Regions from separate parts of the Homo sapiens genome. Here regions 2 and 3 are each linked to region 1. The links are chromatin contacts, found by Hi-C or POLR2A ChIA-PET in ENCODE. All regions are on one chromosome and are shown on one strand. The core of a region is the stretch at or near the end of the contact, and the rest is flanking DNA. Distances in the headings are between cores, read along the strand shown.

Evidence for each region. Hi-C counts contacts between places; a loop is a spot of excess contacts on that map. ChIA-PET counts read pairs that join two places held with the same protein, here RNA polymerase II (POLR2A). Pooled maps may share reads with other maps.
Region 2: POLR2A ChIA-PET joins it to region 1 with 10 read pairs in activated CD8-positive, alpha-beta memory T cell. The contact joins the enhancer-like site here to the promoter of TMEM81 in region 1. A Hi-C loop is called at or near these places in 1 of 168 maps with a recorded cell type or tissue (endothelial cell of hepatic sinusoid) and 1 of 50 pooled maps. POLR2A ChIA-PET finds 5 or more read pairs at or near these places in 4 of 52 experiments (H1, OCI-LY7, activated CD8-positive, alpha-beta memory T cell and 1 more).
Region 3: POLR2A ChIA-PET joins it to region 1 with 10 read pairs in B cell. The contact joins the enhancer-like site here to the promoter of TMEM81 in region 1. A Hi-C loop is called at or near these places in 2 of 168 maps with a recorded cell type or tissue (left colon and posterior vena cava). POLR2A ChIA-PET finds 5 or more read pairs at or near these places in 2 of 52 experiments (B cell and H1).

Annotation. Positions count from the first base shown.
Region 1 is chr1:205,082,463-205,086,483 of GRCh38, forward strand. TMEM81 (transmembrane protein 81) reads right to left here and starts at 1,998. Exons shown (of 1, transcript NM_203376.2): 1 at 667-1,998. The coding sequence starts at 1,858. The coding sequence ends at 1,091. RBBP5 (RB binding protein 5, histone lysine methyltransferase complex subunit) reads right to left here. Exons shown (of 14, transcript NM_005057.4): 14 at 3,680-4,021.
Region 2 is chr1:205,173,458-205,177,478 of GRCh38, forward strand. All of the region lies in intron 2 of DSTYK (dual serine/threonine and tyrosine protein kinase), which reads right to left. Among named protein-coding and RNA genes, the nearest start is that of DSTYK, 36 kb to the right of the region's middle. RefSeq lists an enhancer at 1,242-1,743. Within about 2 kb of position 2,119, at least 22 of the 41 ENCODE cell types and tissues checked have a DNase peak (open chromatin) inside an H3K27ac peak, as active enhancers do.
Region 3 is chr1:204,990,680-204,994,700 of GRCh38, forward strand. It overlaps NFASC (neurofascin), which reads left to right. Exons shown (of 30, transcript NM_001005388.3): 24 at 613-627. Among named protein-coding and RNA genes, the nearest start is that of CNTN2, 51 kb to the right of the region's middle. Within about 2 kb of position 2,037, at least 6 of the 41 ENCODE cell types and tissues checked have a DNase peak (open chromatin) inside an H3K27ac peak, as active enhancers do.

The DNA of each region.
Region 1 (4,021 bases), core at 748-3,247:
TCATCCAGATGATTCTAACACACATCTAGAGAATCGCTGGTCTTTGGTTTCTGCTACCTCCTGTAGTCAGAGAAAAGTGAGAGGAAGAAATGTTGTAATTCTCTCAGTAGAATTAGCTCAGCTGGTGGCCAAGAGTCTTTCCCTGATGGTTCCACAAGCCAATTATCTCAGACACGGTCCGAATGGCCTCGGAGTCTTAAGACTGGATTTCCTATGGAGGAATCAAAGTACTAATCCTCCTTTGGGGGCCTTGGCTGCTGTAAGAAACCAATACTTGACCCTCCCAGGAATAGAAGCTTCAGGGCACTGAAAGAGCTAAAAGGACTGGAGTGGAGGCAAGCCAAGGTGCTGTCTGAATGGTAAGAGGAAACCTACCAGGTGAAGGATCTAGTGTTTTGCCAAGAAATTCAATTTAATACCAAACAGGGGATTTACCTGGGCAGAACAGGCAATTTGTTAATATTTAGTGACTGTTACACACCTGAGTTGGATGTCATTACTAACAACCCCTGCCATAGGCTTATGCACTGCACCCCCTGCCCCCAAAAGCAGACAATTGGTTTAATGTCTATTCTAAGAAACCTGAGGAAAATGAAGCCAGACTGATTATGGGACAATTTAAATAAATACAAGAAACTGAAGAGCAGAAAAAGGTCTCCATACAGCTACTGTGAATTACTTTTATTGAAAAAAAATGTTCACTAAAAAGGCTGAATACATCCCTCTACATGAATACACAGCTCAGAAGAGGGGAAATGGAGGTGGGGAGGCATCCAAGTCATAAAGGGTAGAAAATGAATGCAAGCTTCTTAGAACTCTTCCCAGGAACACAGGCAATGCTTGCAGTTTCCTGGGTACCCAATGGGCAGGGAAGATCAGGAAGAGATCCATGGGACATAAGGAAGTTAGGTTACTGCGCATAGCTCCCAGGAGATTGTCCCCTCCATTTCTCCCACTCATTCTTTTGGCTGTGGGAGTGTTCCCTCTAAGCTGATCCACTACCAGCAGCTGGAACACTCCCCTAAAAAGCTAGCTTGGCTTCCTGGGCAGCCAGTTCTTCAGGAGCAAGGCTGTTAAGTTCTTGAAGCTGTCACTGCTGCAGGCCCCCCCTTAGCGCACAGAGGACAATCCTCACCAACACGCCACCAACCACTCCAATGGCAATTCCTATTCCCAAGGCTGACGCCACCTTCTTTTTCCACTTTGGGTGGTGAGGCTTGGAGTAGCTGTCCAGATTAACTTCCAATCCCTCATCTATTAACTTCTGATCCTCAGTAAGTGACTGATGGAAATTCAGATTCACCAAGTTAGGAGGAAGGACCCTCAACCCAAAATAGAGCCTCTTGACGAGTCTCAAGTTTTTTACCAGCTGCACATCACAGCGATATGTCCCAGAGTCATACTCCTGAGCATATTTAAACTTCACAAAGTGGGAGTTGGCTTGAAAGGGTTTGAAGACCTCATCGTCAGTGGAGATGACACCTCGAGCAAGTCTCCAGGTGAACCGGAAAGCTTCCTGTCCAAACTCCAAGATGTCTGAACTCAGACAGCTAAGCTCAAATTCCTTGCCAATGAGAATGGTGAAATGGAGCATCCCACAGATCCAGTTGGTCAGACATTCTAAGCGCCGAGTCTGACATTTCCTTCTCACTCCATCAGGGCCCACCTCACAGACGGTCTCCTCCTTATAGCCAAGGCCACAGGTGACAGTACAGGTTGTGGCATTGATGATAACTTTCCCCACAGCTTCTTGCAGCTTCTCAGGGATGGCCAGTGTTTTAGGTGTAGTCACCACCAAAGGCAGGTAGAAGGCCAACCCCAGGCTCCCAAGGACAAAACTAGTGGCTAAAACCTTCATGTCTCGGTAGGCGTTTTGCCACCCTCAGCCAGCACCCACAAGGTATTCCAGCTGAATCCTCTATAAATCATAACTTGATTCCTTTGACATGAGATATCCTTCAAAGTCAAAAGATATGATGCATGTATTGTCAATAAAACAACACAACTTAATAAATAAAAGTCCAGTCCTTATAAACAGGTGAGGCCACAAGGCAGGAAAAAAATCACAATGGTGTTGCTTTACTAACTATCGTTGTTAATAAAATAACCACCTTACCTACTAGTCTTCACGCTTTTTTTTTTTTTTTTTTTTTTTGAGGCAGGGCCTCACTGTCAACCCAGGCTGGAGTGCAGTAACATGATCACAGCTCACTGCAGCCTCAACCTCCTAGGCTCAAGTGATCCTGCCACCTCAGCCTCCTAGGTAGCTGGGACTACAGGTGCAGGCTATCACACCTGGCTAATTTTTCTATTTTTTGTAGATACGGGGTTTCACCATGTTGTCGAGGCTTGTCTCCAACTCCTGGGTTCAAGCAATTCACCCACCTCAGCCCCCCAAAGTGCTGGGATTACAGGCATGAGCCACCGCGCTGGCCGTTTTCGTGTTCTCTTAATGACTTTAAATCCACCTCTTGGGAAGACAAAGAAGAAAAGACTTCAGAAACTGAAGTAAATTTCCAGATTACCTCAAATGCATAGTGAAGTTACACTCTTCCTCACCCTTCCCCTTCCCCTCTATAAACTAGGATCTAAATTAAGGGTTTCAAAAGCCCCAGTTAAATGTCACCAAATAAAACAAATACTAAAGTCTAAAAAAAGGAAGATTAACTTGAATTATTTTAATGTTCCTAAACTTCCTATAAAAAGGATTAAGAACTCTGGACTAGGAGGCAAGTAACTTACCCTTCCTGAATTTCTGTTTCCTCCTTTGTAACTTAAGACCTCCTTGCCTATCTGAGGAAGGTCACTTAGAGCACTGAATGATATACTGTATGTGAGAACACTTTGTAAAGTGTGAAACACTGTTCAATGTGTAAGGAATTTTAAATAGAAATGGAAATTCATAAAGACAAGGGCCAAGATGACCTTTTCAAATCAGAATGTTTAAGGTTGTGTTAAAGGCAGCTCCTCTCCCCCTTTTAGGCACTCTTCCTTCCCAAGGATACTGAAGATATATTTTGAGTGAGAGGATGCATGATGCTCCCTGACTCTTGGCCTACTCCCTTTATCCTACAGAATAGAGCTCATTATTCACGTAGGTCAAGGTTGCTATGAAACAGCTATGATGTCAAAGATGGAGTTCTCAATCACATAAGATTAATAAGTAGACCCTCAAATTTGACATTAAAATCAAAGACTTACATAGACTTTGTGAAACATCTTATCTTTAGGAGACAACGAGCATTTAATAAATTTTAAAGCTGCTTCATTCAAAAAAAAAAAAAGGCTAATAAGAATTCAACCGTACTTACTTAGACTTGAAGAAAGGTCCTTGGAAGACAGGAACTTCCTAGCATGCATTTTTGTAACCTCCAGAATGCCTAGCCCTACGGCCTCTTCAGAGTAATTGCAAAACTATATTGAGTTAAATAATTGGAAGACAGATCATTCCTAGATGATCTTTTTGATCAACAACTTTTCCACTTGCATCATTTATTTACAATCTCATCTAGAGGCAGAAATCTAGACTACCTGTCCACTCCCTACCCCTTCCAGATCTATCTTTCCACACTGAAAGATCTAGTATCAACACAGGAAATCACACTTTCCTTTGTACTAAAGCAAAGTGGCCAGAGAGTTCCAGAAGTGAGCAGTGTTTACAAATAAACATCTACACCTGTTCTTTAATAAACATCCGATTTTATTTACAAAGCATTAAAGCTTCAGCAAGAAGTACCCAAGGCTAAGTCTCATCTTGTACAAAACTACAGATTTTTTTTTTTTTTTTTTTTTGAGATGGAGTCTTGCTCTGTCACCCAGGCTGGAGTGCAGTGGCGCAATCTCAGCTCACTGCAACCTCTGCCTCCTGGATTCAAGCAATTCTCCTGCCTCAGCCTCCCGAGTAGCTAGGATTACAGGTGCCCGCCACCACGCCCAGCTAATTTTTGTATTTTTAGTAGAGACGGGGTTTCACCATGTTGACCAGGCTGGTCTCAAACACCTGACCTCAGATGATCCACCA
Region 2 (4,021 bases), core at 869-3,368, 91 kb after region 1:
AAATATTTTTTATATTACAAAGCTGCCCTAAAGACATATTTTTTAAAAGATATAAATCAACCAATCAAATTTATGAAAGGAAAGCCTAAATATTCAAAACCAAAGTATTGTTTAGAAATTTCAGGAAGAATTTTGTTTGTTTTTTCTGATGGATTATCTTAAAATTCTAGAATAAATTTTCAGGTTTTCCTTAAAGGACCATTTTGTGTGCACAACAGAAACATCAGCCAAAGCTGCCAAGTCCATTTGTAAGACCAATACGGTTGTTTTTTTTTTTTTGAGATGAAGTCTCGCTCTGTCGCCCAGGCTGGAGCGCAGTGGCACGATCTTGGCTCACTGCAACCTCTGCCTCCTGGGTTCAAGTGATTCTCCTGCCTCAGCTTCCTGAGTAGCTGGGATTACAAGGCATGTGCCACCATGCCCAGCTAATTTTTGTATTTTTTGGTAGAGATGGGTTTTGCCATGTTAGCAAGGCTGGTCTTGAACTCCTAACCTCAGGTGATCTGCCTGCCCCAGCCTCCCAAAGTGCTGGGATTATAGGCGTGAGCCACCATGCCTGGCCCAATACTGTTTTTAAGAGACCAGCTGACTTTATTTGCTCATAGGTGTAAATTCATTATTAAAGAAATGAATTTTGGAAGTCAGGCACAGTGGCTCATGCCTGTAATCCCAGCACTCTGGGAGGTTGAGGTGGGCAGATTGCTTGAGGCCAGGAGTTCGGGACCAGCCTGGCCAACATGGCCAAAACCAGTCTCTATTAAAAATACAAAAATTAGGCTGGGCAAGGTGGCTCACACCTGTAATCCCAGCACTTTGGGAGGCCGAGGCAGGTGGATCACGAAGTCAGGAGTTCAAGATCAGCTTGGCCAATATGGTGAAACCCTGTCTCTACTAAAAATACAAAAATTAGCTGAGTGTGGTGGCACAAGCCTGTAGTCCCAGCTACTCAGGAGGCTGAGGCAGAAGAATCACTTGAACCCAGAAGGAGGAGGTTGCAGTGAGCTGAGATCATGCCATTGTACTCCAGAATGGGTGACAGAGTGAGACTCCGTCTCCAAAAAAAAAAAAAAAAAAAATTAGCTGGGCATGGTGGCATATGCCTGTAGTCTCAGCTACTTGGGAGGCTGAGGAATGAGAATCACTTGAACCTGGGAGGTGGAGGTTGCAGTGAGCTGAGATCACACCACTGCACTCTAGCCTGGGCAACAGAGTGAGATACTGTCCAAAAAAAAAATTACTTAATTAATTAATTAAAAAAAGGGATTTCAGGCTTTATTTTTAATTTTTTTTTTTTTTTTGAGACGGAGTTTCACTCTTGTTGCCCAGGCTGGAGTGCAATGGCACATCTTGGCTCACTGCAACCTCCGCCTCCCAGGTTCAAGCGATTCTCCTGCCTCAGCGTCTCGAGTAGCTGGGATTACAGGCATGCGCCACCACGCCGGGCTAATTTTGTTTTTTTAGTAGAGATGGGGTTTCTCCATGTTGGTCAGGCTGGTCTCAAACTCCCAACCTCAGGTGATCCACTCACCTTGGTCTCCCAAAGTGCGGGGATTACAGGCACCAGCCACCGTGCCCTGCCATGGATTTCGGGCTTTCTAATGGTAGAGTATGGCCTGATATATTGGCACCCACAAAGAAGCTGCCCTTTTTTTTTTTTTTTCTGAGACAGAGTCTCGCTCTGTTGCCCAGGCTGGAGTGCAGTGGCGCAATCTTGGCTCATGCAAGCTCCGCCTCCCAGGTTCACGCCATTCTCCTGCCTCAGCCTCCCATGTTGCTGGGACTACAGGCGCACGCCCGGCAATTTTTTTGTATTTTTAGTGGAGTCAGGGTTTCACCATGTTATCCAGGATGGTCTCGATCTCCTGACCTCGTGATCCGCCTGCCTCAGCCTCCCAAAGTGCTGGGATTACAGGCGTGAGCCACCGTGCCCGCCAGAAGCTGCCTATTCCTAAATATACCTTGTACTAAACAAAAATGGATAGAAAACAGGTATCATGCTCTGTCTTCTCCCTTCCCCAGTTGACCAACATGTGCAGTTGGTCTCACTGCTCTGAGTATCATGATTGTCAGAAGATAGGCAAAGAGCTGCTGGCAGAGACCCTGGCAGCAGTACGAATTAGGCTGGAATGTGATATGCGATTCTGCAATACTCAGTGAAGGGATGACTCATGCTTGACGGTTATAAACAAAAAAGGACGCCAACACTGTTTCCTGGAGACAGGGAGTGAAAAAATAAAAATTAATATAAAGAGGATGAGCCAGAGCTGTTATGGGCCTTAGTATGGCCACCTGAGAGGGAAGTCTGACCTCAGACTGTTTCATGGATGGCTATATACCTTCTTAGCACCTAGAACAGTGCCTGGCACTTAGTAAGCATCCAATAAATAAACATGGAATGAATTAATGAAGAAATGATGCTCAAAGCCACTTTCAATCGGCATATGTAAAATCTTCTATCTTTCAACTCCCATCCCACACATTTTATCCCACACATTTATCTGAAATTGCATTTGCCTCTACTCCAAGAATAAAGCAATGAGTAAGCATTTTGCTCCTAACTCAATCAAGTAAAAAGAATCTCAAGGAATCATGACAATAACCCATAATTCCTATATTGAGTCATAGTGAATTCCTAAAGAGATTTCTCTTGTAGAACGCATTCTGCATAAATCTGTGGAGTTTACAGAAGTTGATCTGTTACCACCCATTTTCTCGGCATGATTAAGAAATGCAATAGAGGCTGGGTGCAGTGATTCACGCCTGTAATCCCAGCATTTAGGGAGGCCGAGACAGGCAGATCACCTGAGGTTGGGAGTTCAAGACCAGCCTGATCAACATGGAGAAACCCCATCTCTGCTGAAAACACAAAATTAGCCGGGGTGGTGGCGTATGCCTGTAATTCCAGCTACTCGGGAGGCTGAGGCAGGAGAATTGCTTGAGCCCAGGAGGCGGAGGTTGCGGTGAGCCGAGATCATGCCATAGCACTCCAGCCTGGGCAACAAGAGTGAAACTCCCTCTTAAAAAAAAAAAAAAAAAAAAAAAAAAAAAAAAAGAAATGCAATAGAAAGGAGCTTGCTACTCTACAAACACCAGAATATACTTCTTTGGTTTTGTTTTGGGTATAAAGTGTAAAATGACACTATTTTATTTATTTTTAAATTTTTTGTAGAGACAAAATCTCACTAAGTTGCCCAGGCTGGTCTTAAAACTCCTGAGCTCAAGCGATCCTCCTGCCTCAGCCTCCCAAAGTGCTAGGATTATAGGCATGTGCCACTGTGCCCAGCCAGTGACGCTATTTTAAATGCCAAGAAGTAATCACTCAATCACTGACGAAGGCTGACCCCTTCCTAAGAATACTGACTCTTATAGGTGAAGAATCCTTACTCTGTAGCTCATGGCACATTACTAAAACTCTATTATAACAAAGGATGATTATACTAACTGATAATTCAAACAGAAAACAGTGGCCTGGCACAGTGTCTCACGCCTGTAATCCTGGCACTTTGGAAGGCTGAGGCTGGAAGATCCCCTTGAGCCCAGGAGTTCGAGACCAGCCTGGGCAATATGGCGAGACTCCATCTCTACAAAAAATAAAACAAATTAGCCGGGTATGGTGACACCCACCTATAGTCCCAGCTACTCAGGAGGCTGAGGCAGGAAGATCCCTTGAGCCTAGGAAGTTGAGGTTACAGTGAGCCGTGATCACGTCACTGCACTCTAGCCTGAACAACAGAGTGAGACCCTATTTCTAAAATATAAACAAACATACAAACAAAAAGCCAGAAAACAGTTATGTACGCAGGCTAAAGTTGGTAGGTAGCAGATGTCTTTGCTTTCTCTAGAGTTCTGAAGCCTCAGGTTCACACACAACTATATATTAGTAATTGTCCTGCCCTTGGACAGCCTTGACCTCTATCCTTGTCCCCATATTCTAGCTACTTTACTTCCAATTCTCCTCTCGTGACATTCTCATGGGGCATTTGAAAGGTTTCTCCTGTTTGTTTTCACACAGGGCTGATTC
Region 3 (4,021 bases), core at 787-3,286, 92 kb before region 1:
AGAGGGGCTCCAGGCTCCATCCTTCAAAGTTCCCGCCTTCCAAGGTTGCGATGGTGTGGAGTGGGTGCAGCTGAACATGCTCCCTCTCTCCTATCCATCCCACTATTCAGCATCTTCCCCCAAAGACAGGAACCATCCTTTTGACTGGAGTTGGTGTCCTCCCACACCACCTACTCCTTATCCCCTCAATTCCTGGCATCATGGAGCGTCACCCAGCCTGCTCAAAGGTCATGCCAACCTAGCCAGAGCAGGACATGCTGTTGAGGACAGAGCTGGGAACATAATGCTCTGAGTGGACTGTCCCTGCAGCCACCTTTTAGATGTCCAGTCCTTGAATCGAGGTAGAAACAGTGTGTTAGAAAGGTCTCCAAGGCCCAGGTGGAAAGGTTTCTGTAGGAACATGCCTGACTCAGGTGGAGTTGACCGTGAACCCTGAATGCCAGTTGGCATCCTCAGGCCAGCAGCCAGCACCTGGCCACGCCGTCTGCATAAGGTTTGGGCTGGAACCTTCCCTGCTTTCCTTGTCCTGTGGTCTCACTTGTGCTCTGTTTTCTCTTCCCTTTTCCATCCTTTCTCCCTCTGTCTGGCCATCTTGGGCGCTGTGTTCTGAAGCTACTCCAACCGCAGGTACCGTACCAGCCGCGGAGGTAATGGGCATGGCATGGGGCAGCGCAGGCGGAGCCCAGCCCAGCCAGGGCGGACAAGGAGGGAGAGGCTCAGGCTGAAAGCATGCTCCAGACTCACCCTTTCAGTGGTTGGGAAGCCAGACTGTCAAGAGGGATGTGTGTGGAGGATGGGACCAGAGGAGAGCAAGCCCACTTTCCCCCCTTCCCAAACTATTTGCCCCCTGCTGAGTAGGAGAATGGCTCAGCAGGGGTCACACACACACCGGCCCTGACCTGCTCTCTGGAGCTGCAGTTTCATTCTGACACTGAGTAGATTACTTCCCGTTAACCACCTGAGTCCTTGCCTGGGCTTGACAGCTCAGAGCAGTGTCCCCAGCTGTGGCCCTAGAAGGCGCGCTGCAGCAGGAGCAGGGACAGCTGGCTCCTGGTGGGGCTGCCATCTCCTGAAAGGGTGAACATGCTGTGCATGCCAGCTTCGCATGCTGCATGGGGGCCCGGCACCGGCTCTGCCAGCCACCACGGGCTCTGCTCAGTGAGAACAAGCAAGCATGTCCATGGATAGGGCCAGGTGCTCCAGTTCCTGGAGTCTCAGCAGGCACCGTGGGCTGATTATCTCCTCACCCTTCAGAAACCCAGCTTTTCCAAGTCTTTATCGTTAAGAACAGTCTCCACTCTCGGGGTATGGGAGGTAGATCTACAGTGGACTAAGGTGCTGGGCAGCTCTGGGCTTAGGACCTGCTAATCAAGTTACTCCTCTCCAGTCCTCATGTCATGGGTTTGAGGGTCATCAAAGGGCTCTTCATCACAGTTGGCCTGTCCCCAGGCTGGAGAAACGAGGCAGGGGACCCCAGGGTTCCTTTCCAGGCCCTCCTCTGAGCCTGAATTACATCAGATGGGAAATGAGAACAGGATTCACCCTGGCAGAGCAAAGGCTACAAGCAAGTGCTCAGCAGAGCCTCCTTACATGCCAGGCAGTGGAGGGAGGGCTGAGGACCGGGCCAGGAATCTGAGGGTTGGCTTATGAAGGGGATGCCACCTTGCCCAATTCGATTTCCTCCTCGCCTTTGCTTATTCATCCCCACCCCCATCCTAGGTTGATTCTATTTCTGTTGCATACCCTGCTTCCTTCAGTTTGTGTATGTTTTGCGGCCAGATCTGTGGATGGTGAGCTGCCATCATCCTTCCCTCTCTCCCTCAGTCCTCAACATTCACCCACCACCCCAGTGCCTCCCCACAAGGTCTGAACACCCCTGTGAAGATGTGAGGCAGAGAGGTGATCCCAGGCCTGGGGAACAGGGTGAGAGCCATCCTTGCCACACTGGGGGCCTCCCTGACTTCCTGCTTGAAGTTTACGTAAGTCTCTCCCGTGACGAAGAGGAAACGCAGGGAGGGCACCAGGCGAATCAGCTGCAAGCTCAATGGGGAAGCAGCTCCCCGTCCACCTCCCCTGTTCTGGCACCCTGGGACCCAAGGCAGGTGGGCCTGGTGGCAGGCAGTCTGTCTTGTTCAGTGGGCATCTGTGCCGGCCTGTGCTGTCCCTCTACTGAGTGGGTGAGAGGTATCTTTGCAATCACCCCACTTCCTACTTCCCATTTAGAAAAGATCTACACTCATCCAGCATGAGCTCACGGTCTCAATCAAATGTTTCCTGGGCTCCAGCTTCCGTGTGACATGGCAGTGGAGGCAGATTGCACTTTTTTGGAAATGAGATGTGCTGATAACATCAGCTGTTCTCAGCTTTAAATGCGTAAGAACCTTCTGCACAATGAGCAGGTGCCAAGCAACGAAACTCGGGTTCCATGTTTCTGACGTGGGCCTGGCGTCCGGCCCACTGCTGTCTTCCCTCTCGTCCTCTCCAAACCTGGGCACTATTTCCCCAAACTGCCCTGTTCATCTCTCACCCAGTGAAGATAATCCCTCTCATCCACCTGTATCTGTAGTCTCTTAGGATTGCTGCCCGTCTGTCTGACAATCTGTGATTTGGCCGGGGTAGTCAACACGCCATGTGGACATTTTTGGACTAAACCTTCCACCTTGGAATGTAAGGAAGTGCTGTTCTCTTCTTTGACCCAGCTCAGGTCTGCAAATGTTTGGTGGGCTCTTGATAGGTGCCCTGTTCCGTGGCAGGTTCTGGGACAGAAAGATGAATGACACATGTCATCTCTCCTCAGTGTTCTCCATCTCATGCATGGTGCTCCCTGAAACCCACCTGGAAAACCCTTGGCCGCAGCCAGGGTGCCTTCCAGTGTGCATTAGGTCACAAACCTGTGAGGTTGACGCTGCCATCTAGGAAGGGCCTTGTGCTTCCAGCCGAAGCCCACTCAGGATCCCCCCTTAGCTAACAGAGAGTCTCTGCCCGCTGTCCTTGGTCGCCAGGCTGATGGTCTCCACTGAGCACTGGCCAGGATTGCTTCCAAACCTGTAGCTCCTATTGCGGCAGGAAATGACATCCTAGCCCAGTCATGTGTCTGCCCAGCCTGGTGCTGCTCTGTTGGTAAGCCCTACTTCTCAGCTTCGTTGCTCTTCTATCCTCTCCTCCACCTCAGCCCCAGGGGATGAAATAATCTGAATCTCCTTAGACCTGAGCAGTGGAAGGTTTTCCCCATGGAACACTTGTCCTCCTCTCGTTCCCACCTGTACTAGCCCCCTGACAGCTCACTGCCTGACTCTTCTGCACCTTCCCTCGGAGGCTTTTCTTCTTTCCTCCACCCTCCCTAGCTCTCTGGAGGCCCTGTCTTGCCTTGGGACAATAGACACAGCTAATGAGTGGGTCGGAGATGTGCCAGCAGTGACCTTAGCCAGCTGAGGTTGTATCCTCTATGGTAACTTCAATGGTGGGAGCCCCGGGGAGGCTGCCGGAAAGTGACCCCTTTCCTCTCTCTCATCTCTTGCTCCCTCTTACTAAGCCTGAGCCAGACAGGAAGCAGCTAGGTAGCCATCATCAGAGAAAAATGCTTCCTTTCTGCCACACTTGGCAGAAGTGGCCATCAGGGGAGGGGACAATGCAGTGTAGAAACATCTTCAGAGCCATCTCTCATCCTTACCTCTGCCCAGCAGGGCCGGTGAGGAAAATGCTGTCACCTGGGCTCTCTTGACACCTCTGTCCCCCAGCTACTCACTGGAACATCCTGGGAAGTGTGTGCCCCCAGCTATGGCCCTGTTGGGGTATGAGTGTGTGTGTGTCTCTGCGAGTCTGAGGGCCACATGAGAGAGTGTAAAGCTTTGGGGAAGACTGACTTGGATTCTGGGGCCTGGGAAATGTAGCACCACTGCACCTGTAGGAAGGGAGGCCCAGGCTCCTGCACTACGCGGTGTGATGATTCAGGTTAAAAGGGAGTGTTTGCTTTTTTGTTTTGTTTTGTTTACTTGAGGCAGAGTCTCGCTCTGTCGCCCAG